Regions from separate parts of the Homo sapiens genome. Here all the other regions are linked to region 2. A link is an interaction called in ENCODE POLR2A ChIA-PET data of the cell type or tissue named here. Cell type or tissue: PC-9. All regions are shown on one strand. Each heading gives the region's core, and the rest is flanking DNA. Links, peaks and the distances in the headings are about the cores only. Region 1 overlaps IGF2BP2 (insulin like growth factor 2 mRNA binding protein 2). Region 2 overlaps TRA2B (transformer 2 beta homolog). Region 3 overlaps IGF2BP2 (insulin like growth factor 2 mRNA binding protein 2).

Region 1 (10,286 bases), core at 2,293-7,292, 130 kb after region 2:
CAATAAACTAATGAAAAACATGATGTGGGCAGTTTACCATTACGTAGTCTTTGATTAGACAGTAATTCTTACTTCTCTTCCTTTCAAATAAAGTCTTATAGTAACTTGAGATATTTTTGAAAGGTAACACTCTTTTTTGAATATTCTGCTACTAAATTATTAATTTTCTGAGTTTTCTATTAAGGCAAACATCAAGTTTCCTTGTGGCTGGTGACTAATTCAGATGCATACTGTTTCTATTCATAGCTCCCCAATCTTAGGTAGAATTGAGCAGATTTAACATGAATAGCTTCCTCTAGTTTCACACGGAAAAAACAATTTTAGGAAGGAAAGGTAGGAACATGATAATACAGAAATCAGCGAAGTAAAGGGTGATTGGCTGGTGGCTGGGGTTGGAAGAAAGTGAAATTTTTCTTGTTATTCTCTTTGTGATGGAAGATTTCTTTCCATAGATTAGTATAATTTACGTGGGCTGTTTGAAGAGATTACCTTCTTAGTGGTTCCCTTAAAGCTCTTTGTTATGTATATCCTGAAGCCCAGTCACTTCTTCCCACTTGTTTTTGAGTGTTTGATCTAGACAATGTAAAGGCACTTTTAAGATAAAAATTATTGTATTTGGGGGACTTTGGGAGACTCACTTCCCAATCATTTTGTTTAGAAGCAAAAATGATTAAACAGTACTTTATGTCAGATCTGCCTGTTTAAGGGATTTGAGCACACCTGGTAGCAAAGAGGTTTAACCTAGTTTCTCAGATGAAAACTAGAGGTGGAGGAAGGACGAGGAAGCAGTCCAGGGTGAGCTGAGGAGCTGGTTACCTTTAGCCTACTTCTGGGATGATGCACATTGTCGTCTAGGTCAGTCAGCCTCCTCAGCCCATGCATTAAGATTCCTGGTTGCAGCTGGGCACAGTGGCTCACACCTGTAATCTCAGCACTTTGGGAAGCTGAGGTGGGCAGGTAACCTGAGTTCAGGAGTTCAAGACTGGCCTGGCCAACATGGTGAAACCTCATCTCTACTAGAAATACAAAAATTAGCCAGATGTGGTGGCGGACGCCTGTAATCCCAGCTACTTGGGAGGCTGAGGCAGGAGAATCACTCGAACCTGGGTGTTGGAGGTTGCAGTGAGCCAGGATTGTGCCACTGCATTACAGCCTGGGTGACAAAGTGAGATTCTGTCTCAAAAAAAAAAAAAAAAAAAAAAAATTCCTGGTTGTTAGTAACAGAAACTCACATAGTCTAGCTGAAGCAAAAGGGGTTTTTTTTTTTGCTTACTTAACTAGATTTCAGGAAGAGCTGGAATGAGGTGGGTTTTAAGGACATTCATAACCAGGGACTTGAAACACAGCTGTGTGCCCTATGTGGCTCCGTGCTCTCCTCACCTTTTATCTCTTAGTGTTGCGTTAATTTTTGTCTTGCTGCTGGTGGGCTTCCTCTACATGGAAGGGGATATGACTGTGGTCATTGCCCATCTATAGACATCTTTATTGCTGTGATCTGAGAGAAAACAGGCTTCTTTTCCCCCAGCTTAAGTTTGACAAATCCCAGGGAAGAATGGTCACTGGCCTAGCCTAGGTCATGTGTTTGTGACAGTTCTAAGGGGTGCGTGATAGGCTCAGCTTGTGTCACATGCCCAGGGAGGTCACACAGATGATACCCTGAGGGAACTGCTGTAAACAGTTAAGATACAGCAGTTTTCATGCATTTTTAGTCCATATGGAACTCAGCTCAAACAACTAGTTAAGATTCTTTCCTTGATTCATTGAAAATCTTTTACAGTCTTTGTTGATGCTGGTGCCTGTAATCCCGGCTACTCAAGAGGCTGAGGCGGGAGGATCGAATATTCGCAGTGGCCTGTGAATAGACACTTCACTCCAGCCTAGGCAACATAGTGAGACCCTGTCTCAAAAAAATAGAATGAGGCTGGGCACAGTGGCTCACACCTGTAATCCCAGCACTTTGGGAAGCAAAGGCAGGCAGATCACCTGAGGTCAGGAGTTTGAGACCAGCCTGGGCAACATGGTGAACACCCTGTCTCTACTAAAAATACCAAAATTAGCTGGGTGTGGTGGCAGTGCCTGTAATCCCAGCTACTCGGGAGGCTGAGGCAGAATTACTTTGAACCCAGGAGGTGGAGGCTGCAGCGAGCTGAGATCGCGCCACTGCGCTCCAGCCTGGGCAGAGTGAGACTCTATCAAAAAAAAAAAAAAAAAAAAAAAAAAAGTCGTTTGTCAGTTTTGGACTTTACAACCAGTAGACTTGAGATTACATTTCTATTTTACTCTGTTTGTTTTTCCACAGGAACCCAGACTAGCACTTATGCTGTAGTGTGTTCTCAAAAACTATGGTTGACTGACTGAACTAGTGAAATAAACATATCAAGGCATTGAAACATACAACTTTATTATTATTATTACTTTTAGAGATGGGGTCTTGCTCTGTTGCCCAGGCTGAGAGTGCAGTGGCGCAATCATAGCTCTCTGCAGCTTCTAGCTCCTAGGCTCAAGTGGTCCTTCCACATCAGCCTCCTGAGTAGCTGGGACAACAGGTGTGTGCCCAGCTAATTTTTTATTATTTATAGAGACAAAGTCTCCCTATATTGCTCAGGTTGGTCTTGAACTCCTAGGCTCAAGCGATCAGCCCACCTCGGCCTCCCAAAGTGTTGGGATTACAGGTATAAGCCACTGTACCTGGCTGAAACATACAACTTTAGAGATGACAGGGATCCTAGAATCCACCTGCCTTCAGTAGTTTCAGTTATAATGTGGGGTCTCCCAAATACTAAGGACCCAGCAGTAAAAGAGGGTAAACACTTTTTTCACATTTCTAAATACAGAGCCCTGTTGTAGGAACAGAGGGTACTTTGATGAAACAGACAGATAAGGAAAGTCCTTGCTTTCATGCAACTTAGATTTACATGAAGAAAATCTTGACGTGCTAACTAGAATGCCTAATTTCTTTTTGATTTTTGCCACGAATGAATCTGAAGCTCTGATTGTCTATATTACCTTTAAGTAATTGTTTAAAAAAACAAAACAAATTATTAACAAATGATGTTGATCTGTTGGAGAAAATAAGTGAAAGGAGTTCTTGGTGCTGAGAAAACAGCATCCATCCTGGCTAAGAGCTCAGTCTTTACAGCTTCCCATCTCAGCACTCCACTTGCAGCTTTGTAACTCGTGCAAACTGTTTTTTTTTTTTGAGACAGAGTCTCACTCTGTTGCCCAGGCGGGAGTGCAGTGGTGTGATCTTAGCTCACTGAAGCCTCTGCCTCCTGAGTTCAAGTGATTCTCGGGCCACGGCCTCCTGAGTAGCAGAAATTACAGGCTCCCACTACCACGCCCAGCTAATTTTTGTATCTTTAGTAGAGGTGGGGTTTCACCACGTTGGCCAGGCTGGTCTCGAACTCCTGACCTCAAGTGATCTGCCCACCTCGGCCTCCCAAAGTGCAGGGATTACAGGCGTGAGCCGCCGCGCCCGGCCTGTCAGAGCTCTTTTAGCCTCAAATTCTTCAGTTATAAAATGAAAATATCTACTCATTTTTTTTTAGTGGGTATTGAACAAACGTTAAATATTTTTTAAATGACATATTTTTTATTTCTTTAAGTGATTTTTTTCATTGTGGTAAAATACATATAACATCGCCTTTACCACCCTAACCATTTTTAAGTGTGCAACTCAGGAGCGTTAACTACATTCACGTTGTTTATGCAGCCATCGCCACTATCTATCTCCAGAACTGTCTTTGTCTTGTAAAACAGAAACTCTATACCCATTAAACAGTAACTCGCCATTGCCCCCCTTCCAGCCTCCGGCCATCACCATTCTACAAATGGTTACTTTTTTATAAATGTTAAGATTTCAAAAAATGTTAGCTATTATTCCTCTGGATCAGGAGTCAGCAGACTCCAGCCCACAGGACAGATTTGGGCAGTAATTTGTTTTGGTGGGGTCCTTGAACTAAGAAAGGCTTTTACATTTCGAAAGGTTGTGAAAACAAAACAAAAAATAAAGAAGAATATGCCTTAGAGGCAGTATGTGGCCCACAAAACCTAAAATACATTTATTATCCAGTCCTTTACAGAACAGGTTTTCTGACCCCTGCTGTAGATCTAATCTTTTTTGATCAGGGAGTCCTTTCAGATTTTGATGAAAAAAAATGTATATGTAGGTTTCCACGTATCTTAAGAGGGTTCTGTCACGCGCGTCCATGTGAAGAGACCACCAAACAGGCTTTGTGTGAGCAACAAGGCTGTTTATTTCACCTGGGTGCAGGTGGGCTGAGTCCGAAAAGAGAGTCAGCGAAGGGACCTAGGGTGGGGCTGTTTTATAGGATTTGGGTGGGTAGTGGAAAATTACAATCAAAGGGGGTTTTTCTCTTACGGGCAGGGGCGGGTCACAAGGTGCTCAGTGGGGGAGCTTCTGAGCCAGGAGAAGGAATTTAACAAGGTTAATTGCTCAGTTAAGGTGGGGCAGGAACAAATCACAGTGGTGGAATGTCATCAGTGAAGGCAGGAACCGGCCATTTTCACTTCTTTTGTGATTCTTTACTTGCTTCAGGCCATGTGGACATATACGTGCAGGTCACAGGGGATACGATGGCTTAGCTTGGGCTCAGAGGCCTGACAGGTTCTACGAACATTTTCTCTACACCAGGATTTCTCAGTGGGGCCATGTTGCCTCCAGGGGAGTGAACATTGATTCTTGGGGGGAGTGAAATCTTAGCTGTTGTAATGACTTGCAGCCTTTCAAAGGGACGCAGTACATCAACAGATACATAGTTTATCTTTGGTATTAAAATTTCTTGGCGGGGGTAGTGGGTGGTAATGGAGCGATTTGAAAAAAAAAAAGTTTAATTAGCTCATTAGGGGAGCGATAATGAAAGATAAGTTTGAAAAACACTGCTTAAAACTGAATTCTGGAAGACAGGACATGTATCTTATCAACCTCTGAATATACCTGCATTTAGCAGAGACTTGAGAACATTTTCTTCAGTCTATTTAATTTGTTATCTTGTAGTTGAATGAAAGAATCCTTAGATCTACTTTTAATGACCAATTCAGTCTAGAAATGGTTTACACAGTGAACTCTATGCCCTGGAATTAATTAATTAATTTATAAAGAGGCGGGTCTCCCTTTGTTACCCAGGCTGGGGTGCAATGGCCCCATTGTAGCTCACTGTAGTCTCAAACTTCTGGGTTCAAGTGATCCTCCTGAGTAGCTAGGACTACAGGTATATGCCATCAGGCCCAGCTAATTATTATTATTTTTTTTATTTTTAGAGGCAGAGTCTTGATATGTTGCCCAGGCTGGTCTCAAACTCCAGGCCTCAAGTGATCCTTCTACCTTGGTCTCCCAAGTTGCTGGAATTACAGGCACAAGCCACCATGCTGTGGACATTTTAATTTCAAAACATCTTTTAAATCCTTTAGAAGTTTGTCAAATGCTTAAGTCTCCCTGATATATCAGACAGATGCTTCTTGCCTATTAGACCAGAATTCCATTTTTTTTTTTTTTAACACTCGTTATTGACACAGTAAAATGAGTGTCTAAATGCTGGGGCATAACGGTCTCTACCCCGAAAGCTCCATATAAGCTCTTCGCAATCATGTCGTTTCTTTTTTTTTTTTTTTGAGAAGGAGTCTCACTCTGTTGCCCAGGCTGGAGTGCAGTGGCGTGATCTCGGCTCACTACAGTCTCCATCTCCCAGGTTCAAGCGATTCTCCTGCCTCAACCTCCCGAGTAGCTGGGATTACAGGTGTGCGTCACCATACCCAGCTAATTTTTGTATTTTTAGTAGAGGCTGGGTGTCTCCATGTTGGACAGGCTGGTCTGGAACTCCTGACCTCAAGTGATCTGCCTGCCCCTGCCTCCCAAAATGCTGGGATTACAGGCATGAGCCACCGTGCCTGTCCCACGTCAGCTGTTAATTGAAAAGAAAACACAGGCATTTCATTATTTTCCCTGAAAAAATTAAGTCTGATTTAGAATATATAAATTTTGACAGCACACCACTGAAATGTCAGGAATTTAGGTCATCCTGACTTGCCTCACAGGCAAAGACTGTCTTAGGCATCTCTGTATCCCCATTGCCTTGCACATAGTAGGTGGTTAGTGAATGAGCTTCTGGGACTGGCTGTACTGGTGATACTTCTGCAAATGCCCATTGTACCCTTGAGTTCTCCTTACAATTTTTCTTTGGCCCAGCTTGCCCTCTCACAGACCCATCTCTGTACATACAGTTTGACTTGGTTTCTACTACCAGTTGACCTTTTTGCTGCCGTTGCAGGGTTTGATGATGATGAATAGCAGGGGATCGCTGGAACAGCATTCATTGCATGGGGAAAGTGTTCATAGCATGAGCAGTGCTGATGCAGTAGTACCCAGCTCTGTAGCTGCTCAGAGGGTAGTGTGTGGAGGGCCCCTAAAGAGCAGTGTAAAGGATTGGTGCCTCCTGCTGTGCTGTGCTGGAGGTGGCCTTTGACGGGTGGGATGAGCCATTCCATTCTGAGTGCTGAGGGAACTTCCTAGAGATCCAGCAGGTCAGTGTTCCTCAAATATCTCTACTGAAATTCTCTTCAGAGCAGGATGCCCGAGGGGATGGAGGATGTTTCGATCAAAGTGACCTCTGTAAACACAAAACTTTGTCTGTCTGTCTGTCTGTCTATCTATCTATCTATCTACTTGTTTATTTATTTAGAGACAAAGTCTCACTCTGTCGCCCAGGCTGGAGTGGAGTGGTGCGATCTCAGCTCACTATAACCTCTGTCTCCCGGGTTCAAGCAATTCTTCTGCCTCAGCCTCCCAAGTATCTGGGACTACAGGCATGCGCCACCACACCTGGCTAATTTTTTGTATTTTCAGTAGAGACGAAGTTCACCATGTTGGCTAGGCTGGTCTTGAACTCCTGACCTCAGGTGATCTGCCTGCCTTGGCCTCCCAAAGGGCTGGGATTACTGACGTGAGCCACCTCGCCAGGCTGTTGTTTATTTAATTTTGTTTTTTATTTTAAAATATTAACAAAGATTGTGTATATTTTTCGTATGTATGTATAATAACTTTCTGTCAAGGTACTCTACTATATGTTTGCTTTAACGTAAAAATATCAAAAAATATTTTAAAACTTCACAAGGGGTTGATATTCCACAAAAATGTGATATCCTTTATAATAAACTGGGGAAAATATGGACTACACCCATTCTGTATCCCCACCCCATCACTCTGAATCCCTGGGAAGATTTACATCATAGATGGGGAAGCATAGCTGAGCTACTGGTTATGCACAAATAGGTATTAACCACTTCGGCCAGTCAGGTCTTGGAAGTAGAGGTCTGTTTTTACATAAGGTGATAAAGACAATGAGGTACAGAGGCAATGACCTTTGGCTGGTGACCAAGTAACGGCTCTCATAGACTTTCCCTGGTTTATGTCCCTAAGTTTGTAAACACCTCCTGGGTTGGAATCTTGGGAACTCTTTGTCCTGCCCTCAGGGGTGAGAACTCCACTTTTGCTGACCTTGGCAATCACAGTGGCTTTCTACCACCTTAAGTCCTTCTTCCCCTGTGCAGAGCTCCCTGTAACCCTGGAGGGCCTAGCCCACTCTCCCACCTGAGGGCCATTGTGCAGTTAGGCCTTCCATGACCTTCTCAGAGCAGAGGCTTCAATCTATTTTCAGTAAGAGTCCAGATGTTTAGAAATCTGTATAGGTGAGGGGCACATTTACTTTTATTGCTGTTCGTAGAACAAGAAGGACCACTCTTGGTTTGCAAGTATCTTGTGTGTCTCAACTGTGAATCATATATATGATAACCTTTAATCTTATCACTATCCTTTTATCCATAAACCTTCATAATTGGTCTAGCTTCACCATGACACTTTAGTGGAATTAAACTTGAACTAAAAACTATGTAATTAGAACTATTAATTGTGTTAGTAACTTGATAACACAAGGCCCACAGCTGACAGGTGGTTAATCCCAACTACATAACTTCTTCATATGTGCTCTTAAAGATGGAGTTGAAAACAATAACCACCACAAGACTTTGGGAGAACATCTCAGGTGGGTGTTACTTGGTGACCATGCCAGAAAGCCAGCGACTTCCACCTCCCAGTCCCCACCCTGGGATCCTGGTGAACTTCATGCCGGCTCTTCTCTGTGTAAGAGCCTTGTACCCTGTGAGTTTCATGCTTTGACTTATTCTAGTCACTGTGTGGACACAGTTATGTAGCTATTTTCAGGTAAGACCAGTGTAGGTATGCCTGTTAATTGACAGTCTGCGCTCCCAGTGATGGAATAAAATTACTAGGAATAATTATTTTTTGGTGACCACCTTGTAAGTGCCATGGTATAGTGGAAAGCCCTTTTCAAAGGGTCTCAAAATTAGTGGATGGTAATATAACTTTCTATGTAAACGAATGTGAGTTTCTTGAACATGGTAAATTAGAGAACACCATGCCCAAAAGGTTAATTCCAAGCAGAGATAGTCGGTGAAACGTTTCAAGACTATTTGAAGCAAACACATGATGCTTCTAGTCTAGTTGAATATCAATGTGATACAGAGGAAAAGGGGTAGATTTTGGAGTCAAATGGACCAATATTAGAAATTAGCCGTGTGATTTTAAGCGAGTTTTAAATACCTTCAACCTGTTGTTTTCTCATCTAAGAAAAGGGAGTTGGGGGCTAATAATTCTCTACATCATTAAAATTTTCCTGGCACATTAAGTTCCTGGCACAAAGAGGGTGTTTTTAGCAGTACTCACTACTAGGGCCATCTCTTCACTCTTTTCTTTCTGAACGAAGAAGGAAGGAGTTGTCTTACTCTACTGAGTCACGGTTTAAATTTAGCAAGATCTCAGAACCAGTACATATGTTTTAAATGGTTATGGGAAATATGCCTTCTATTTGAAGTGAGCTGTGCTTGATTCATATTTTTTAAACAATATATATATTCTGCCCAATTCTAAAAAAAAATATTTCAAGTAGCTAATTCACTTCTTAGTCATACTATGAACTCCCAGGACCTTATCCCACAAATGCAGCCCTGGTTAGAACTATTCAAAGAGCCTTTGATGCTTCAAACCCACTAACCCCATTTTGCACATTTCCCCAAAGCAAACGCACTCATGCATACACACACACACACACACACAAACACAAACAACTTATGACCCAACTTTTGGGAACAATGTTAAAGCAAACAAACAAAATTCTTAGAAAGTTGTGAGGTGCTTAAAATAGTTTGATTTTTAAATGATTGAGGAGCTTTTCCCATAAGACTTGGTGCTTGCTGCTATAAATAAAGGCATGCATATATGTCCAGAGTTGTATCTCTCTAGTCACAATGCTTAAACCGACTTCAAGAAGTCAGTTGTATTATTTTAATATTATTATTTAATATCCAGGATCCACTGTAACCTTTTAACCCTGTTAACGCCAAACCTTTAAAAAGAGTTTAACTTCACAAAGCCTATAAGTCAGATTGAGAATATTTCACATGAAAAGCTTCCAGGTGTCACTTACCTTTAGAAATGGAATTTTTCAGCCTATTATTCGGGACAGACAACTAGATTCTTCCTTTCCTCCCAGCTCCTCAAACACTGTTGACATTCTCACTATGACATTTCTAATGGATTATCATTGCTGAAGCTGGGAGATGGATACATAGTATTTGTCTGCTTTTGTATTTGTTGAGTTTTTTCCACAATAAAAACAGACAATTTTTTTAAAAATGCAGAATAGCTGGAATTCATCCTTAATCTACTTTATGTTGAGGATAGGGTAGTAGTATTTTTTTGCAGCCTTATTTCCTTGGGTTGTTCAAGGCAAGGTATTGGAAAAGTTAAAAAACTCAAATAACTAGATTTGAGAGCCCCAAAGTGTACATATTATTTGAATTCTAATGTTTCTCCTGAGAATTTCCAACCTGAAGCTGCCAAAAAACTGCCTTAAAATGTGGATAGGTATTATATTTAAATATGACAGTGTGGCAAATGTGGTGTAATTGAAATGATAGAGGACTTGGAATCACAAGATGTGAGCCAAGGTCTAGCTTTGCCACTTACTGGTTAGATAGTCCGTAGACATATCATGCAACCTTTCTGAGCTGGTTTCTTCGGCTATAAAATGGGGACGATATGTGCTCTGTGCACTTCTTAGGGATCTTAAAAATATATTATTATGATTATACATAGCCTGGTGAGTAATTCATTTAGGTAGAATTCATATCATCCGTGGGAATGTGCAGTAGCAGAAGGAATCACGTATATAACATGTTTTCAGGTAGCTCAC
Region 2 (10,286 bases), core at 306-5,305:
AAACCTCTCCCCATCAGTTAACTGATGGCTTGCGAGTTCACACTCCTGATAATCTCGAACATAACCCTCGGTTTCTATCCTAAAGCCTGAGTTTTAGCCCTTTAGTTGTGTAGCCATCCTTTATCCTGCTGATTGAAAGTTTCCTTTTTTAGGCTAGTTTGAGTTGTTTTCTGGCTTTTAGATTTGAAAGAATTTTAGCCATTTGACATGGCTACAAAGAGTGTTAACAGGCAAAAGACTGAGGAAAATTTGGAATTTTACCAAGTTGAGATAGACTGAGAAGTAGTGAGACAAAGTGGTAGTCTTTTGATGTGCTGTAATGCTAGTCGCCAGTTTCATGAAAGGGAGGCAGCAGTTACCCGTAGGTAACCCCTAGGTAACTGCTGCCATGGGCAGCTGAATCAGACAAAAGCCATGGGAAAGGATAAATTTGAGTCTTAAAGTTACTGCCTCAAGGCAAAGGGACTTGGAGGCTTTTATATGCCAATACAAACAATCCATTTCTTATAGCTGTAGGGCTGAGACTACTAAAACCAAATGTAAAGTTCATTTGGAAGATTGCTAAGTTAAATAGTTTTATACTAGGCTTTTGTGAAACTTCTCAGGAAATCAACAGGGTCCCAGCAAGTGGAAATAAGGCTGTGTCAAAAGATTTGTAGACCTGGGAGCAGGGGTTTCCGATCTCCTGGCCATGGATTGCCTGAGCTCCGCCGCCTGTCAGATCAGCAACAGCAGATTTTCATAGCAGGAATCCTATTGTGAAGTGCGCTTGAGAGGGATCTAGCTTGCACATTTCCTTATGGAAATCTAACTACATGTTAGAGAATGCTCAAGGTCTGCAATGTTTACATTGTTGCCCCTACATAAGGAATATATGCCTTAAGATAAAACTAATAGCTCTTAGCCCTCTTACACCATTGACTAGGATTCCAATTCTGCAAGGCCCAGGAGGAGAAATTGAGAATTAGAAGTTTCACCGAGAAGAAATAAAAAGATTTGGTTTGCATTATCAAAATTTCTGTAAATTATATGGAAATTTTGAGGATGGATTAGGCTGGATTTATTAGCAGTGGACACGCCTCCAATATTCCTTCAGCATGCCATCTCAGTGGATTTTGATTGGCTCTTGTAGGATTGGACTTAATGCTAGCTTATGCCAAATGTCATCAAAAAGCCAGAATGCTACTACAGTAATGTAAAGGATTATTGTATATAGTGTAAAGGATTATTATGTGTAATCTTTAATATATAATGTAAAGACTTAAAAGTGACAAGAATACTGGATTGGTTCTATTCCACTCACTCTGTCCCTTACTAGCAAGACAAGACCCAAAATAATCCCTTCTCCCCATGAGTAATCAGTTGATGAAGTTAAAACTATTTCAAGAGCTTTACTGGCCTGGCAAGAGGAGATGAATTGAAATGGGATCCCACGTTAGTACTAAGAGACCAGTTAATCACTGTTTTTTGGTGGGGGGGGGGGTTCGTTGGTGTGTGTGTGTGTGTGTGTGTGTGTGTGGTTTTTTGAGACAGTTTCACTCCTGTTGCCCAGGTTGGAGTACAGTGGCACGATCTCAGCTCACTGCATCCTCCACTTCCCAGGTTCAAGCGGTTCTCCTGCCTCGGCCTCCCAAGTAGCTGAGATTACAGACGTGCACCACCACGCCCGGCTAATTTTTGTATTTTTAGTAGAGACAGGGTTTGACCGTGTTGGTCAGGCTGGTCTCGAACTACTGACCTCGGGTGATTCACCCACCTCGGCCTCCCAAAGTGCTGAGGTTACAGGCGTGAGCCACCCATTCCCAGCCAAGACCAGGTAATCACTGTTAGCCCTTAGAAGGTGAAGTTGGCAGGGTTAATAAAGGAGCAAGATAAAATGTGTGTGAAGGGATCTGGCAGGAATTTCAAGCTGTAGTTAACTAGATACTAGGTTCACAGAAATAATAGTCTTTTTGCCAAAGACACCTGTAACTATTGAACTGTTGTAGAAAGATAAATACCCAAACTTACCAAAAATAACAGTTGACCAACATCATGGGTTTGAACTGTGTGGGTCTCCTTACAGGAATTTTCTGCCTCTGCCACCCCTGAGGCAGCAAGACCAGCACCCCCACCCCCTCAGCCTACTCAACATGAAGATGATGGAGATGAAGATTGTGAGCCACTTTGATGTATTAAATAGGTTTTATTTTAACGGATACACATAATATAAAAGTTTTGTGTTACCCGTTATTGGGAAGGCTTCTTACCAACGGGCTGTTAAGGCAGCTCCCAGTCAAAAGATGTGCTCAGCTGGGTATAGAGGATTACAGGAGAACAAGGACTGTAAGACCTCGAGAAGAAAAACTTGGCTCATTGTCTTCGTCTGGAGAAATAGGCATGAGTTTACAGGTATCTTCTGGACAGATCAATATCTAATCATCTTCGTGGTTAAAGGGTTGGAGCAGCAGGATAGATTGGTAACAGCAAAGGCAATGAACATATCTTCAACATGAGTATCCACTCAAGTTTAAACATTACCACAACTGAGCTCCAATGTGAAATATACTTTGATGGGAATAACTGCAATACTAAGTTTCCTTGTGAGGGGGGACAGTAATTTGTTCTCACTGAAAATAACATTCTGTGGATTTGGTTTCTAGTCATTCCTTTATGGGACCTTATATCCATACCTGTATTGTACCATGTGACTTGGCTTCTGTACCAGAGTTCACCTGGAGAAAACCATTTCTATATAGTTGATAGCAACTATACATACTGCTTTTATTGATTTTGTTTTGAGACAGGATCTCACTCTGTCCCCCAGGCTGGAGTACGGTGGTGTGATCACAGCTAAACTGTAGGCTTAAACTTGTGGGCTCAAGTGATCCTTCCATTTTAGTCTCCAAAATAGGGAACTACAGGTCCAGCTATTTTTTTTTTTTTTTTGAGACGGAATCTTGCTCTGTTACCCTGGCTGGAGTGCAGTGACATGATCTCAGCTCGCTGCAACCTGTCTCCCGGGTTCAAGTGATTCTCCTGCCTCAGCCTCCTGAGAAGCTGGGATTACAGGTGCCCGCCACCACGCTGAGCTAAATTTTGTGTTTTTAATAGAGGCAGGTTTTCGCCATGTTGGCCCGGCTGTTCTTGAACTCCTGACCTCGGGATCTGCCTGCCTCAGCCTCCCAAAGTGCTGGGATTACAGCCGTGAGCCACTGGGCCCGGCCGAAGAGATTGTTTTTAAAAATACTTAGGAATTACATGTAACTAGCTTAACCATCAAACCTGTTAAATTAGTGGAATCAAGCTCAAGTTTCTCACTAAAATTTTTGAAAAGTGTTTGTGGAAGATTTCAAAGAATTTATTTTAATTAAATGTTTTAATATTGTTACTAATAGCTTATATTTTATTACATTTTCCTCAATTATTTTATGTAAAGAAACTGCAGGGGTTTTGTTGTTTTGGGTTTTTTGTGTTTTTTGTGTTCTTTTTTTTTGAGATGGAGTCTCACTCTGTTTCCCCAGCTAGAGAGAGTGGCATGATCTCAGCTCACTGCAACCTCTGCATCCCGGATTCAAGCAATTCTCCTGCCTTAGCTTCCCAGGTAGCTGGGATTACAGGCATGAGCCACAACGCCTGGCTAATTTTGTATTTTTAGTAGAGATGGGGGTTTCTCCATGTTGGCCAGGCTGGTCTCGAACTCCTGACCTCAGCTGATGCCACCTCAGCCTCCCAAAGTGCTGGGGTTACAGTCGTGAGCCATCGGGCTCAGCCCTGCAGGAGTTTTTTACTAAGTCCATTATGGGTACCCAAATCACCACCAGTTTACCCCCAGTGTACCTCACCGCTATTGTCATTTTCTGTGTATGCCTTGATGCACAAAAGGTTGGGAAGCTCTGCCCTCCAGTGAAGCCCATCAGCTGATGAGCTTTCCCTTGCACGTCGGGCTTCCATTCACAATCTGTTTTTTTTATTTTTTATTTTTTTGAGACGGAGTCTCGCTCTGTCTCCCAGGCTGGAGTGCAATGGCGTGATCTCGGCTCACTGCAACCTGCGCCCCCCGAGTTTCTGCTATTCACCCTCAGCCTCCCAAGTAGCTGGAACTACAGGCGCCCACCACCATGCCCGGCTAATTTTTTGTATTTTTAGTAGAGACGGGTTTTCACCGTGTTAGCCAGGATGGTCTCAATCTGACCTCGCGATCCACCTGCCTCAGCCTCCCAACGTGCTGGGATTACAGGCGTGAGCCACTGCGCCCGGCCACAATCTGTTTCTTTCTTAAATATGAACAGATAATCAAGGATCACTAGGTTTTAAAATCTTCAAGAACAAAGACGGGAATCTAAACAAACAATTGGAAAAGGGAATTAGGTTAAACAATAACCAGAAAACACTAATAAAAAATATTGCTAAATTATACTTAATTAAAATTTAAAAAGCTTTGTGCTGCAAACGATAACATCAAGAAAGTGAAAATAAAGCCTTCTATAGGGTTTGATAAGAAAGAGAAGGGCATTCTCAGGGGAGAGGGGACCAGGAGTAAAAAGGTCTTTGGGGAGAACTTAGGATGTATGATTTAGAGTCTGAGGTCCACACGGCCAGGTTACACTGATACACAATGGTGTCATCATCACATGCCAGCCTGGAAGCCATGCCACCTGGATTTGAACCCAGATTCTGCCTTTTAGCACTCATGACTCCCTTCTGTCAGTGGTGCTAATTATAGTACCTGTACCTCCTTCATAGAGAATGTTGTGAAGAGTTAACATTAAGAAAAGTACTTAGAAGAGGGCCTGTTATTTAAGATAAATAAGCTTAATGAAGATGTGCTATTATTACTATCATTGTTACTACTACCTCTTCTGCTAGAGAGTCCTGGGAATGGGCCTGGGTTGACCAGAAAGGCCTTAGAATCTCAGGCTACAAAGTTTGAACCCAAAGGAACAAAAGTAAGAGAAAGCCAATTTTAGTTGAAACAGGATAAAAGTGTTTAGGACAATGAAACCAGTAGGAGTGTGTAGGCCCCCCCCTAACACGCCTCTCCATCTGGATTATGGTCCCAGCTAAGGGCTTCCTCCATCATCACACTCACCCCAAGACACTGTAGTTGCCTGTCAATTACCTGCCTCCCCAGCTGGACCATGTCTGTGTTACGGGTGCATCTAGTGTCTAGCGCAGTGTCTGGCACTAAGTGCTCCACAGATGCTCTTCTGATGAATGAAGGAATAGATGAATGGAGTAGAACGATAATTTAGAAAAGGGTCTATAGGGAGCCCAGCCCAGGGGCAGGCTCTGGCCTAGGATGAAGGCAGAGGGAGTGAGAGAAAAGTAAGAAATGCACTGGCCATCAGAGAAATGCAAATCAAAACCACAATGAGATACCATCTCACACCAGTTAGAATGGCGATCTTTAAAAAGTCAGGAAACAAAGGTGCTGAAGAGGATGTGGAGAAATAGGAACACTTTTACACTGTTGGTGGGACTGTAAACTAGTTCAACCATTGTGGAAGAGTGTGGTAATTCCTCAAGGATCTAGAATTAGAAATACCATTTGACCCCGCCATCCCATTACTGTATATACCCAAAGGATTATAAATCATGCTGCTATAAAGACACATGTACATGTATGTTTATTGTAGTACTATTCACAACAGCAAAGACTTGGAACCAACCCAAATGTCCATCAATGATAGACTGGATTAAGAAAATGTGGCACATATACACCATGGAATACTATGCAGCCATAAAAACGGATGAGTTCATGTTCTCTGTAGGGACATGCATGAAGCTAGAAACCATCATTCTCAGCAAACTATTGCAAGGACAAAAAACCACCACACGTTCTCACTCATAGGTGGGAACTGAACAATGAGAACACTTGGACACAGGAAGGGGAACATCATACACCGGGGCCTGTCATGGGGTTGGGGGAGGGTGGAGGGGTAGCATTAGGAGATATACGTAATGTAAATGAGTTAATGGATGCAGTACACCAACATGGAACATATATACATATGTAACAAACCTGCACGTTGTGCACATGTACCCTAGAACTTAAATAAATAAAAAAAAAATACACTTGTCTAGAAGACAGGAGACTTCATTATATTACTCTCTTTACAATTAATTAATGTAAGACCGTTTAAAATATGCCTAATTTTCCAGGCATTGGTTTGCTTTTCTATAAAATGGGAGGATAGAAAATAACTTCCAAATTCTTACAAATCTAAGAATCTTTGGATTTAGATATGGAAATTCATAATTATTGAGATGGAGTCTCGTTACTATGCAATATAGCAAAGTTGGAAATAAATTCTAAATTTTATTTCATTTATATTGATCAATAAATTGTTACATTTCAAAAAAATGCAAGAGGCATTTGGAAAAAAGGACAAATAGGAATTTGTGAAAGACTATGGGAGTTAATGGGAAAGGAAGAGTTGCTGACTGCGAGCCTGGGCTCCTGGCCGCTCGCAGTGGCCCTGTTAAAAATGAGAAGAAAGAAAGAAGTTGGTTTGAGGGAGAAGATTTGCCCTTGACTTTACCTTTGTTGAGCTTTATAGAAGTTACTGGTGATAGCTGAAGCCTCTAATCCCAGTACTTTGGAAGGCTGAGGCAGGCGGATCACTTGAGGCCAGGAGTTCGAGACCAGCCTGGCCAACATGGTGAAACCCCATCTCTACTAAAGTACAAAAAAGAAACCTAGCAGGGCGTGGTGGTGCGTGCCTGTAGTCCCAGCTACTCGGGAGGCTGAGGCAGGAGAATCACTTGAACCTGGGAGGCGGGGTTTGCAGTGAGCCAGATCATGCCACTGCACCCCAGCCTGGGAGACAGAGCAAGATTCTGTCTCAAAAAAATAATAAATAAGTAAAAGTTAAACATAGAATTACCATACAACTCAGCAATTCTACTCCTGGGTTTATACCCAAAAAATCGTAAACATAGGTTCACACAAAAATTTGTACGTGGATGTTCATAGCAGCATTATTAGTGATAGCCGAAAAACAGAAACACCCCAAATGTTCCTTCAGCTGATGAATTGATTAATAAAATGTGATATATCCGGGCCGGGCGCGGTGGCTCACGCCCGTAATCACAGCACTTTAGGAGGATGAGACGGGCGGATCACAAGGCCAGGAGATCGAGACCATCCTGGCTAACATGGTGAAACCCCGTCTCTACTAAAAATACAGAAAATTAGCCGGGTGCGGTGGCGGGCGCCTGTAGTCCCAGCTACTCCAAAGGCTGAGGCAGGAGAATGGCGTGAACCTGGGAGGCAGAGCTTGCAGTGAGCCGAGATCGCGCCACTGCACTCCGGACTGGGCGACAGAGCGAGACTCCGTCTCAATAAATAAATAAATAAATAAATAAATAAATAAATAAAGTGATATATCTATACAATGGAATATTATTTGGCAATAAAAAGGAATGAAGTAATGATACATGCTGACATGAATGAACCTTCAAAACATTTTAAGTGAAAGGAACCAGTCACAAAAGACCATATATTACATGATTTAATATATATGAAATATGCAGAACAGAGAGTTCTATGCAGAGAAAGTAGACTAGTAGTTTCCTAGGCACGGCAATTTGCAGGAGGAAGGGGAAGTGACTGCTAATAGGTATGGCAGTCACTTTGGGCCTGAGGAAAAATATTCTAAAACTGATTGTAGTGATGGTCACTTAACTTTGTAAATATACTAAAAGCGATGGAATTTTGCACTTTAAGCAGACGGATTTCATCTTAATAAAGCTGTTAAGCACTTCCAGTCACCTAAAAACACTATTAAGAGAGTAGGGCCAGGAGTGGTGGCTGACACCTGTAATCCTAGCACTTTGGAAGGCTGAGGCAGGAGGATCCCTTGAGCCCAGTAGTTCGAGACCAGCCTGGGCAATATAAGGAAACTCTGTCTTTTAAAAGAAAGAAATAGGCTGGGCGTGGTGGCTCATGCCTGCAATCCCAGCACTTTGGGAGGCCGAGGTGGGCGGATCACTTGAGATCAGGAGTTCAAGACCACCCTGGCCAACATGGTGAAACCCTGTCTCTACTAAAAATACAAAAATTAGCCGGGTGTGGTGGTATACACCTGTAGTCCCAGCTACTCAGGAGGCTGAGGCAGCAGAATAACTTGAACCCAGCAAGCGGAGTTTGCAGTGAGCTGAGATCACGTCACTGCACTCCATCCTGGCAACAGAGCGAGACTCCATCTCAAAAAAAAAAAAAAAAAAAAGACACTGCAGCTTCTGCCCTCCTCTCTCTTCGGTCACTTGCTTTGGGAAAGGCCAGTCATCCTGTGGAGAATCCATGTGGTAAGGAACTGTGGCATCTTGCCAACACTCAGCCCCATCTTGCAGCCATGTGAGTAAGCCATATATTATCTTGGAAATGGATTGTTCAGCCTACTAAAGCCTGCAGGTGGCCACAGCCCCATGTAACCTCTTTACTGCAACTTCATTAAAGACCCTGAGCTAAACCACCCAGCTAAGACACTCCAGAATTCCTAACCCACAGAAACTGAGAATAAATGTTTATTGATGTTTTAAATCAGTATGTCTTAAAGGAATTTCTTACACAGAATAGTTAAATACAGAACCCAATTTTTAAAAGTGCACAACATCTTGAACAGGCATTTCATGTAAATAAAAAGGATATGCAAATAGCTAATAAGCTTAGCAAGGAAATGCAAATGAAAGCTCCAATGAAAAACTGCTGTATACTCACTAGAATGACTCAAAATTTTGAGGTTTTTTTGAGGCAGGGTATTACTCTGTCGCTTAAGCTGGAGTGCAATTGTGTGATTATGGCTCACTGTATCCTCGACCTCCCAGGCTCAAGCAATCCTCCAACCTCAGTCTTCCGGGTAGCTAGGACCTCAGGCACATGCCATCACACGCAGCTAATTTTTAAATATTTTGTAGAGACAGGGTGTCCCTATGTTGCTCAGGCTGGTCTTGAACTCCTGGGCTCAAGCGATTTGTACTCCTCAGCCTCCCAAAGTGCTAGCAATACAGGCATGGCCACCGAGCCCAGCCCAGAATGATTAAAATTTAAAAATTTACAATAGCAAGTGTTGACGAGAATGTAGGGCAACTAAAACTTGTATACGTTGCTGGCAGAAGTATAAATTGGTACAACCACTTTGAAAAACTATTTGACAATATATATTAAAGCTAAACCTTCATATACCCTATGACCCAGAAATTTCACCCCATAGAAATGAGTGCTTACATCTGCAATAAACATGTACAAGCCAGGCATGGTGGCTCACACTTGTAATCCCAGCACTTTGGGAAGCTGAGGCAGGTGGATCACTTGAGTCCAGGAGTTTGAAACCAGCCTGGCCAACATAGTGAAATCCCATCTCTACTACTACTACTACTACTACTATTACTAATAATAATAATAATAATAATAATAATAATATAGCCAGGTGTGGTGGTGTACACCTGTAGTCCCGACTATTCAGGAGGCTGAGGCACAAGAAGATCTTGAACCTGGGAGGCAGAGGTTGCAGTGAGCTGAAATCATGCCACTGCATTCCAGCCTGGGTGACAGAATGAGATTCTGTCTCAAAAAAAAAAAGTATGGGAATGTTCATAGTAGCTTTATTCATAATACATCCAAACTGAAAACAACTCAAATGTCCTTCAATGGGAAATAAATTGTGGTATATTTATATGATGAAATAGAATACATCAATACAAATAGGGAATACCGGCTACAATTGGTTACAGGGATGGATCTCACAGACATAATGTTGTTGAGTGAAATAAACCAGACATAGAAGAGTACGTAATATATGATTCCATTGATATGAAGTTCAAGAACAAGCAAAACTAACGGTTGTTGAAAGAAATCAGAAGAGTGGTTGCTTCTTGAGGTTGTATTGCCTGAGAAGGCGTGTAAGAGAAAGCCTTTCATGGTACCAGAAATATTCTATATCTTGATCTATGTGTGGCTATACAGGTGTAATCATATGTAAAATTCATCAAGCACTATAATCAAAATTGTATATATACATTTAAAATTGTATATTTTTCAGTATATAAATTATACCTCGATTAAAAACTTTAAACTAGGCCGGGTGCGGTGGCTCATGCCTGTAATCCCAGCACTTTGGGAGGCTGAGGCGGGCGGATCACGAGGTCAGGAATTCGAGACCATCTTGGCCAAAATGGTGAAACCCCATCTTTACTAAAAATATAAAAAACTAGCTGGACATGGTGATGCATGCCTGTAGTCACAGCTACTCGGGATGCTGAGGCAGGAGAATCACTTGAACCCAGGAGGCTGAAGTTGCAGC
Region 3 (10,286 bases), core at 2,680-7,679, 210 kb after region 2:
CTAGAGAGAGAGGGTCTCACTCGGTACTCGGTTGCCCAGGCTTGAGTGCAGTGGCACAGTCACAGCTTTCAGCAGCCTTGACCTCCCAGGCTCAAGTGATCCTCACACCTCAGCCTCCCAAGTAGCTAGGACTACAGGCATGTGCTACCACACCTGGCTAATAATTAAAAAATGAATAGTATTATGGAATTATCCACCATCTCTTTTTGTAGAGATGAGGTCTTGCCATGTTGCCCAGGATGGTGCCAAACTCCTGGACTCAAGCCATCCTCCCACCTTGGCCTCCCCAAATGCTGGGATTACAAGTGTGAGCCACGACGTCCGGCTCCACTCCTTTCAACAGGAAACAATTAAGAATCTTTGATGGCTTCCTCAAAAGAGAAATCTAGAATTGTGTTAGGTCTTTTTGTGAGCTAGTAGGCTCTGAGAGGGCTGTGGGGAGATAAATGAATTAATCTCAGACTATTGCTTTTTGCTGTGGTCTAAAAGTTTGTGTCTCCCCCAAATTCTTATGTTGAAATCCTTACCCCCAAGGTGGTGATATTTAGGGGCCTTGGAGAGTTGATTAGATCATAAGGTGGAACCCTCATGAAGGGGATTAGTACCTCTATAAAATAGACCCCAGAGAGATATCTAGTCCTTCCTCCATCCAGAGACACAGCTAGACAGTGCCTTCTATGAGGAACAGACCCTCAGCAGACAGCAAATCTGCTGGTGCCTTGATCTTGGACTTCCCAGCCTCCAGAACTGTGAGAAATAAATTTCTGTTTATAACCTCAGTCTATGGAGTTTTGTTATAGTAGTCCAAACAGACCAAGATACATCATATTAAGTGATTTTTTTTTTTTCCTGTTTCATTCAAGCAGTGAACTTCCATGAGTTTCTGTCTCTGAATTGCCCAGGAAGCATGAGTTATGAGGGCTGTTCTGGGGCTTATGGTTTTGTGAACATGAGTTTATAGAGCCAGGGAAGTTACTGGGTTCATAACTGCAGTTCTCCTGGCTCAAAACCCTTTGCAGGGCTGGGCACAGTGGCTCATGCCTGTAATCCCAGCACTTTGGGAAGCTGAGGCAGGCGGATCACGAGGTCAGGAGATCGAGACCACCCTGGCCAACATGGTGAAACCCTGTCTCTACTAAAAATACAAAAATTAGCCAGGTGTGGTGGTACGCACCTGTAGTCCCAGCTACTCAGGAGGCTGAGGCAGGAAAATCACTTGAACCTGGGAGGCGGAGGTTGCAGTGAGCCAAGATCGCACCACTGCACTCTAGCCTGGGCAACAGAGCAAGACTGCGTCTTGCGGGGGAGCCCTTTGCAGCAGGTCACCACAGTATTTAATTTAATCCTCTTATGATTTGGCTCATAACACTACCAATATTCATAGGGATTTGTGCTTATCATTTGTTTTTTCTCTTAAAAAATACCCCAAACTGCTTTTTGTTCATTGTGTTCATTTTCAACAGTTTATTTATGTTGAACACATTTCGTTTCCTAATGCATTTATTTTATTTTGGATTCCATAGAGGCGGAGGCAATTGTTCTTAGTCATTTTGCAACAAAGAAAGTGACTAAACAATTTTTTTTCATTGACTCTTAATCAGTCTCTGTGATCCTCCCGTGTGGTGTCTGGGTTTGAGAGAAAGAGAGAACTTTAAGAGACAGTTGGGCTGGCGTGGTGGCTCATGCCTGTAATCCCAGCACTTTGGGAGGACAAGGTGGGCTGATTGCTTGAGCCCAGGAATTCAAAACCAGCCTAGGCAATATGTCAAAACCCCATCTCTACAAAAACTACAAAAAATAGCTGGGCATGGTGGCTTGGGCCTGTAGCCCCAGCTGCTCAGGAAGCTGAGGTGGGAGGGTCACTTGGGCCGGGGAGGTCAAGGCTGCAGTGAGCTGAGATCACGCCACTGCACTGCAGCATGGGTGACAGAGCAAGACCGTGTCTCAAAAAAAAGAGACAGTTGGGTAGAGGGTTGGACTTGGCTATCACTGGTGATTTATTTGCTTCCTTGAGCAGCCCTAGGTCCTAGTTCAGTTTAGCACAGGATGTCCCTTGTACAGAGTGACCAGAAGTTTTTAGGGGAACTTTCAAACTAATGAGGAATAGGAAAGACACACTAATGAGCGCGTGCAATAGACTGGAATCTGACTGCAGCGCTAAAGGGGAGGAGGGCTGGGAGCGCTGGTGGTTTCTGTCCCAGCTCGGGGCCGGTTAGCATACCTGCCTCTCTTTACAGGTAATGCACATGAGGAAATCCCTTTTATCATCTGATGGAGCTCAGAAATGTTGTGGAAACAGATGGGACGTATTTGGGTAGAATCCCGCATGGAGCCCCAAAGGACGCTCTCACAAGGCCCTCTATGTTGCCTCTCTTGCCCAAAAGTTACCTGGGAATCCTCCAGTTCCTAGTTGGCCTAATTCTCCAATGGAAGCTGGAATCCTACAAGCTGGGTTCTCACAATTCATGTTAATTTGTTCTCTAGTCAGACCCACAGCATAACCAAGGCTTGGTTTAGAGTTCTCAAGGTAGCTGATAGACTTGTGGCTAATAGACCATATGCCTGAAAACTATGGCATTATCCTCCTCACACCAAAGCAGGTGTTTTGCTTTCTTTCTTTCTCTCTTTCTTTCTTTCTTTTGAGACAGTTTCTCTCTTGTCCCCCAGGCTGGAGTGCAGTGGCTCAGTCTCGGCTCACTGCAGCCTCCACCTCCCAGGTTCAAGTGATTCTCCTGCTTCAGCCTCCTGAGTAACTGGGACAATAGGTGCACACCATCCACCATGCCCGGCTAATTTTTATGTTTTTGATAGAGATAGGGTTTCACCATGTTGGCCAGGCTGGTCTCGAACTCCTGACCTCAAGTGATCCATCTGCCTCAGCCTCCCAACTTTTTTTTTTAATAATACAGATGAAATGGTTCTTCAGTTTCACGAGGTTCCTCAATAGTTAAATATGATTTTATTTCCCCAGCTGATTGCCTCCTTACTTTAAGCAACAAATTCTACCGTAACTAAATAATTTCTGCCAGGCCCTTGAAATTCATAACAATGGACATCTAGCTTATCTGAAATTCACTCAGTTGGAACCTTCTGTTACCTCTGGGTATCTACAGCCAAAGATAACGTATTATAAATATAACAGATTATAAAATGTATGCTGAGGCATTTATATGTTGAAAGTCCTTGGAACCCGTCAACTATAAATTAGTTAGATGAGCTGGGATTACATATATTTTATTCTGTAGTTCTTTACAGTTTGATAGTCCACACATGTGTGCTATAATCAATTGACCAGAGTCCAGAATCGGTGAAGGTAGCCAGTTCCCTAGCAAAGCAGGGTGGCTCCAGGGCTGCATTACTCGTTTCCTGGTAGGTGGCCCTTTCCCACACACTTAGTTTACTTGAATTTGAGAGTGGGAAGTTCTAACTTCCTGAATCCGAAAGCCACAGGGAAAGAGCCTATATATTTGTATTAAAGAGCACCCTTCGCTTGACTTCAGGTCTTATTCTGCTTCCAGTTAAAATGAAGGTGAAATAAAGACATGTTCCTGCTGCTCTTTTTACTTCTGTTTGAGGGTGAGCTGAGGGAGTTGAAGGCTCATTCTGGCACACTTGTGAACTGCAGGTGGAGGGGCTTGGTGTGAAGGAGTGTTTAAAGATAGAGATGGGGAGGAGGCAGCAGCAGGGAGTCAAGGAAGGCAGGAGTAGCCCTCTCCGTGTGTGGAAAAAGTGACTGGCAGCCAGGTGAGGAGTGGATGGGAGAGGGGGAGGTGCAGGCCAAAGATGGAGGGACCAGCTGGGAGACGGCTGTAATAGTTCTGTGGCTCTGTGAGTGAGGATGAAAAATGCCTTTTACCTGTAATTAGAGAAGCTTGGTTTCATCTTTAACATATTGGAACTGTGAAATTATTATTTTAAAGGACAAAGAATTATTTTCCTATTACCAATCACTTTCCTAAGTTACTGTGTGTTTGGTTTTTTTAAAGCAGGGCACAGTTTCAGGGAGAAAGATCGATACTCTCATTTGAGACTGAGCCAGATACTTTCCTTTCTTGTCTAAAGGAAGGAGGGAAACGAACACCTCCTTCCCTCTCCTGTTGACTTCCTGGCAAAGAAAAAATAGACAATTCGTTTTCCTGGGTGGGGTCAGGAGGATCTTCATCATGAACAGACTGCAGCCAGCAGCAGGAGTGCTCTTCTCAGCCCCTGTGTATGAGACCCCGTGCTAGATGGTGGAATAGTAAACAAGGAACCTGTCCTTGATGAAATCACCGCGGGGGTTGAGGGGACACAGCACTAGCAGATAAGTAATTATGGCGAAGAGTGAGCTACCAGAACAACCGAAAAGTGCAGAGGAAACAGTTCTTTCTGGAGACATTCTGGAAAGCTCAGCAGGGATTATGTGTGAGCTGCGTTTTGAAGGACATGCCAGAGTCCCTCCCGGGGAAGGAGGGGACAGGCCTCCTGGGTACCCTGATGAGAAGGCATACTGTCCAGATGATGCCACAGGAGTCAGCAGATCTCAGAGATCCTAATTGCTCATGACCCCAAAAGATAATCCCTCAGGATAGTCTCCCAAATGACCGGCTGAACTCCAGGTTAGTTGGTTCTACCGTAGTGATCTCCATTTCTCTTTTTAGCTCTCAGTTCCTTCCTTTCCATCCTGATCTGAGATCAGAGGTGCGACAGTCCAGCTTTTAAGAGATTATTCCTCCAAGTGTCTGGCTTAACAAAGCAGGACATTCCCAGTTACTGAACTTATGTGTAGTGTTTACTTGAACTATTACAGGGAAATGCCATTGTTTTAGATGCATTCAGTTAGTATTTGGGGTAATCAGCATTGGGCGGAGTTTTCCTACTTTTGCACCGTGAAGTGTTTGCCACATACATTAATAGTTCTGTGGCAGTGAGGATGAGAAACGACTTTTACTTGTATTAGATTTCAAGAATAAGAAATAAGATTTCAAGAATACCTAGTGTAATTATGGAGAAAATGAGGCTTGGTTTTTTCTTCTTTCTTTCTTTCTTTCTTTTTTTTTTTTTTTTACTTAGCAGGTTCCAGTATACTTTAAAAAAAATAAGTCTTGTATATTAAGGCAACCCTAATAGAAGTTTTCATTGTTCGTTTTTTAAAGCCTGTAGGATAAGACATGAATATATTCTCAATTTTAAAAAGTAAACAAGGGGTGGGCATGGTGGCTCATGCCTTTAATCTTAGCACTTTGGGAGGCCAACGTGGGAGGATCACTAGAGCCCAGGAGTTCAAGACCAGCAGGCAATATATCAAGACCCCATCTCTATTAAAAATTTAATAATTTAAAAAAATATAAAAAAGTTAGTAGCTAAAAGTATTCTTTTACCAACTAAATCTGCTTGGTGCAGCCTTTTTCTGTGCATTTACACACATACACATTGAATAACAGGTAGTTTGGTTTTGTGCTTTTTAAAAGCAGGATCAATTTAATCTGTAATTACCTCTTTTCTTGTAACAGCATACCTTGGAGAGTTTTCTATGACAGTGCATGCTTGTCAACTTCATTTTTAAGAGCTGTATAATATTCTATATTCAGCTGTATTATGATATATGTATTCATCTCTCGTTGGTAAATATTTAGATTGTATGCACTCTGTTACAAATAATGTTACAGTTGCTGTCTTTGTTCACATCTCTCTGTGCTCATTCGTGAGTTTCTTCCAATAGAATATCTACCAGTAAATTGTTGGTTAGCAGTTGGAGTCAATGTTTGTATTTGGAAATAACAAAAATATTTTTCTTTAGAAATATTTTATTTTCTTGAGAATTCTGATGCCCTTTCTACAGACTGTTAGGCTTGGTGACATCTTCCATAGAGAATTTCCATGTAGCCACTGTATGGGATGGTGCTGGCAGTTTTATTCTGAACTATTGCCAAAGGCCATGTCGGGAATTAGCCTTCACAGCATAGAGGTAGAAATTAGTTCTTGATTCTTTTTCCGTCCTGATACACAATTAGTGATTCTGTATAGTCATTAAAGCAGCCCTAGTAAGGCACGAATACATTAATATTTAAAAAAAGATAGACAAGACTGAAGTAGTATATGGGAGCTAGAATGGTGGGGTTGCCCCTGTGACATTTCATAAAAAGGAGCTGAGAAAACTAGAGCCCCTCATTTAATTCATTATTTCCCCATTTGTTTCCATCTCTGTACCTCTGTGTGTGTGTCTCTCCTTTTCTCTTTCTGCTTGAGTTGTAACATTTCTCTCTGGGGCTGTTGCCCAGATTAAAGCCCTGGAGAAACATGTGACTGTGTATAGCCACTGTTTAGTACCTCTGACCCCGCAAGGTGGTACACCACATCTCTTTTCTGGCAACCCCCCAAAATGAGTATTTATAGGATTTCAGTGTCAAGCTCTTCTATTAAAACAACGTCTCTAACATTTAAATGCTTTATTTCCAGGATATCCAGCATGTTCTCAAAGATAAAAAAAAATTACATAACTTATACTGTTCTTTTTTCTGTCTAATTTTAATTGCTTAAGTAAAAACAAGAAACAATCTAAGTCATTCAAAGCTTTCAGACCAGCAGGATGTCTTGGGGAAAGCCTCTGAATGAAAAGGCCCAAATGTCCATTAGTAGGGGATGGATTAAATATACTTCAGGATACCTATGTAGTTATGAAATAGAGTGAGGAAGCTCTCTAACTCTACCTTGAGGAAGATCTCAAGAATATGACTGTCAGGTGAAAAAAGCAAGATGCAGAGAATGTGTAGAATATGCAGATACTTCTCTAAGAAAAGGGTGAAAATATGAATATATATTCACATTTGCTATTATTTGCATAAAGAATCTGAAGGATACGCAAATAACATGTAGAAAGTATTTCTGGTGAAAGAGGGGGTGGTGAGACTTTTCACAGTATAACTTTTTATAGTGTTTTAACTTTTGAATTAGGACTGTAGTACCTATTCAGAAATAAAAATATTTTTAAATGGCATTTTGCCTTGTTAGGTAAGGGGGCAACTAAATCTGATCTTGTTGAAGCCCACTATATGACCTCACCTGTCCTGTTTGAGCCTAGGTACACTTTGGGGTCAGGTCAGTTGCAGGCCAATATATTTTGAGGAAGAAGGGGATAATTGTATAAATAGAATCTGTATGATGACTTAAATTCTAACTACTTTGGTAGGAAATTGAAAAGATGAGTCTGTATTTAAATTATTATTATTATTATTATTTTAGCTTGTTGGGATTTCTTGGGTTTTTCATTTGTTTTTTGTTTTTTTCCAAAGTAATTGAAAACCTTAAAACATGCTCATGAGGCCAGTGTGGTGGCTCACGCCTGTAATCCCAAAACTTTGGGAGGCCGAGGCAGGCGGATCACTTGAGGTCAGGAGTTCGAGACCAGCCTGGCCAACATGTTGAACTCCCATCTCTACTAAAAATGCAAAAATTAGCCAAGTGTGGTGGCACATGCCTGTAATCCCAGCTACTTGGGAGGCTGAGGCAGGAGAATCACTTGAGCCTGGGAGGCAGAGGTTGCAGTGCGCCAAGGTCACACCACTGCACTCCAGCCTGGATGACAGAGTGAGACCCCTTCTTAAAAAACAAACAAACAAACAACAACAAAAAACCCACAAAAATTAGGTGTGGTGGTGGGCACCTGTAATCCCAGCTATTCGGGAGGCTGAAGCAGGAGAATCGCTTGAACCCGGGAGGCAGAGGTTGCAGTGAGCCAAGATCGTGCCACTGCACTCCAGCCTGGATGACAGAGCAGGACTCTGTCTTAAAAATCCCAGCTATTTGGGAGGCTGAGGCAGGAGAATCGCTTGAACCTGGGAGGCAGAGGTTGCAGTGAGCCGAGACCGCACCACCTATACTCCAGCCTTGGCGACAGAGCGAGACTCTGGCTCGAAAAAAAACAACAAAAAAACTATGCTCATGATTCACAGTAGGAATTTTTTGTTGATGCCATGGTGAACACAGTGAGAAAACAAATTCAAATGACGGGTTTAAGCCGGTTTTTATTATTTGCTGTAGTTTGTGTCCTGGAGAAAGTGTTATAGTCTGTGGTTTTATCTTTACAGGAGCAGGAAAATTCAGATTCGAAACATCCCTCCTCACCTGCAGTGGGAGGTAAGCCAGTGTCAATTTTTAATGGGTTGATGAGACATTTCTCCCTTCTTTAGTTCCATTTTACATTTAGGAATTAGAGGGCCTCAGTGTTTCCCACAAAGCTTCTGGGTCCTGCCTCTTTCTTTTCAGTACCCTAATGTATGTGATCTGTAATGAGTTTGGGGTCGTATTTGTTTCTTTCATAGAATGTGTACTTTGATCCCTCATGTTCTGTCTTTTCAAGTACCATGCTACCAAGCACCAGCAAATAAGCCAAGAAACAAAATATATACCTGGTTGTGATTTGTATCTCATGGTTTGTTGGTTTGTATGTTTGAGACAGTGTCTCACTTTGTCACCCAGGCTGGAGTGCAGTGGCCCAATCATGGCTCACTGCAGCCGGGTCCAGGGATCTTCCTACCTCATCTTCCCACCCCAGCCTCCTGAGTAGCTGGGACTCGATGCATGCCACCATGCCCGGCTAATTTTTGTATTTTTTTAGAGATGAGGTTTTGCTATGTTGTCCAGGCTGGCCTCGAACTCTTAGGTTCAAGCAATCCACCTGCCTTGTATCTCATGATTTTTAAAAAGATTTTTATCTTTCCAGATTATAATTTGGAAAAAAAAGTGAATGAAAAGGCAACAAAAGTAGAAAGGTCTTTGTTGGTTTTAGCAGAATTTTTTGTTTGTTTTGAATTAGTTGCTGTGACAGTTAAGGTATGTTTTCAGAGTTGTAAAGCTTATAAGATTTCTACCTTAAAATAAAGTAAGAATATGAGGAGTGGCCTTATTGTGATTTAAAAACAAACTGCCTCATATTTTATTCCCCACCCAAAGAAAACACCGTGCCTTAAAGGAAACAATGTTTTATCTAATGTTTTTATTACTTTAAAAAAAAAAAACACACGATTATTGCCTGGGCGTGATGGCTCACGCCTGTAAATCCCAGCACTTCGGAGGCCAAGGCAGGAGGATCACTTGAGGTCAGGAGTTTGAGACCAGCATGACCAACATGGTGAAACCACGTCTCTACTAAAAATACAAAAATTAGCCAGGCATGGTGACAGGCATCTGTAGTCCCAGCTACTCGGGAGGCTGAGGCAGGAGAGTGGCTGCACTGGAACCCAGGAGATGGAGGTTGCTGTGAGCCGAGATGGTGCCACTGCACTCCAGCATGGGTGACAGAGGGAGACTCCATCTCAAACAAAACAAAACAAAACAAAAAACCTGATTATTATGGAACATTTCAAACATACACATCCTATTACCTTGTAAAATGAAGAGATCCTTGTAAAAGAATTGTTAAATATTTCAAGAAAGTGGAGTGAGTCTTGTACTTTATTCTGCTTCTCATTGTAAGAGTAGTGTGTTCCAACCATCATGACGAATGTGATTGTTAACAGTTACTAAGAGTCTGAAATTCTGCTGTGTAACCTTAGTGAACAGATTAATTGGGAGCCAATAAGCCAATGTAGGTCCCATATATTTGTTCAGTTCTAACTGTTTTTATGGAAGACCTGAGATATCAATTTAATTAGATTATTCCTATAACCATCTTTTTTTTCCTTTAATTTGTTTGCTGGGGTATATCACTGTAGTATTTTTTGTACATATGATCTTGCCTTCCCATTCTGACATGGAAGCTTTCTCTTTTAGGTGTTGGATGGACTTTTGGCTCAATATGGGACAGTGGAGAATGTGGAACAAGGTAATAAGTGAGGAAGCCTTTTGGGTTTTGGAGAGAGATATTATCTGTTATTTCTTATAGGTTAGGTCAACTCCAGGGAGAAATAGTAAGTTCATATTTCTTTGAAATAAGCTTCCTAGAGTATATGTATTTACATCTATGTAAGATGTATCTTACATAGATGTGAGAGATATCTGTCTCTTTCTATGTATGTCTATGTAGTTTGCCTTTTCGAGGAATATTATTTACAAGCTGTTTCTCATATACTGTGCAGTGTGCTCAAGCACTGACAAACGCTGTCAGGCTAGGGTAAGCTTAATTCACTTAGGAGTAATTGGATTTACACGGTTGCTACTTTCCTTTCCCTGGATAAGAAAAACAGATCCCTAATGTCTTGGACTGAGTGTTACCCAATGAATAGGACTCCTATACCAATAATCCCTTGAAGTGCTTGTGAATTGCAGACTCCTAGGGCTTACTGTAGACCTGCTGAGTAAGAGTCTTG

Evidence for each region. ChIA-PET counts read pairs that join two places held together with the same protein. Peaks named below come from ENCODE experiments on the same cell type or tissue, not always from the same donor. Only the 100,000 strongest peaks of a DNase experiment are listed, where the experiment ranks them.
Region 1: POLR2A ChIA-PET joins it to region 2 with 8 read pairs; 3 of 35 experiments call an interaction of 5 or more read pairs at or near these places.
Region 3: POLR2A ChIA-PET joins it to region 2 with 5 read pairs; 3 of 35 experiments call an interaction of 5 or more read pairs at or near these places.

Annotation. Positions count from the first base shown.
Region 1 is chr3:185,780,646-185,790,931 of GRCh38, reverse strand. All of the region lies in intron 2 of IGF2BP2 (insulin like growth factor 2 mRNA binding protein 2), which reads left to right. Among named protein-coding and RNA genes, the nearest start is that of MIR548AQ, 18 kb to the right of the region's middle. RefSeq lists enhancers at 590-1,483, 3,270-4,161, 5,948-6,841. In PC-9, for the core only: no CTCF peak of the experiment used is centred there; DNase peaks (open chromatin) are centred at 4,069 and 4,521; H3K27ac peaks cover 3,022 bases.
Region 2 is chr3:185,905,549-185,915,834 of GRCh38, reverse strand. TRA2B (transformer 2 beta homolog) reads left to right here. Exons shown (of 9, transcript NM_004593.3): 9 at 1-1,277. Among named protein-coding and RNA genes, the nearest start is that of TRA2B, 27 kb to the left of the region's middle. RefSeq lists a silencer at 9,954-10,145. In PC-9, for the core only: no CTCF peak of the experiment used is centred there; a DNase peak (open chromatin) is centred at 2,402; H3K27ac peaks cover 920 bases.
Region 3 is chr3:185,696,128-185,706,413 of GRCh38, reverse strand. It overlaps IGF2BP2 (insulin like growth factor 2 mRNA binding protein 2), which reads left to right. Exons shown (of 16, transcript NM_006548.6): 3 at 8,067-8,115; 4 at 9,751-9,802. Among named protein-coding and RNA genes, the nearest start is that of IGF2BP2-AS1, 12 kb to the left of the region's middle. In PC-9, for the core only: no CTCF peak of the experiment used is centred there; no DNase peak of the experiment used is centred there; H3K27ac peaks cover 615 bases.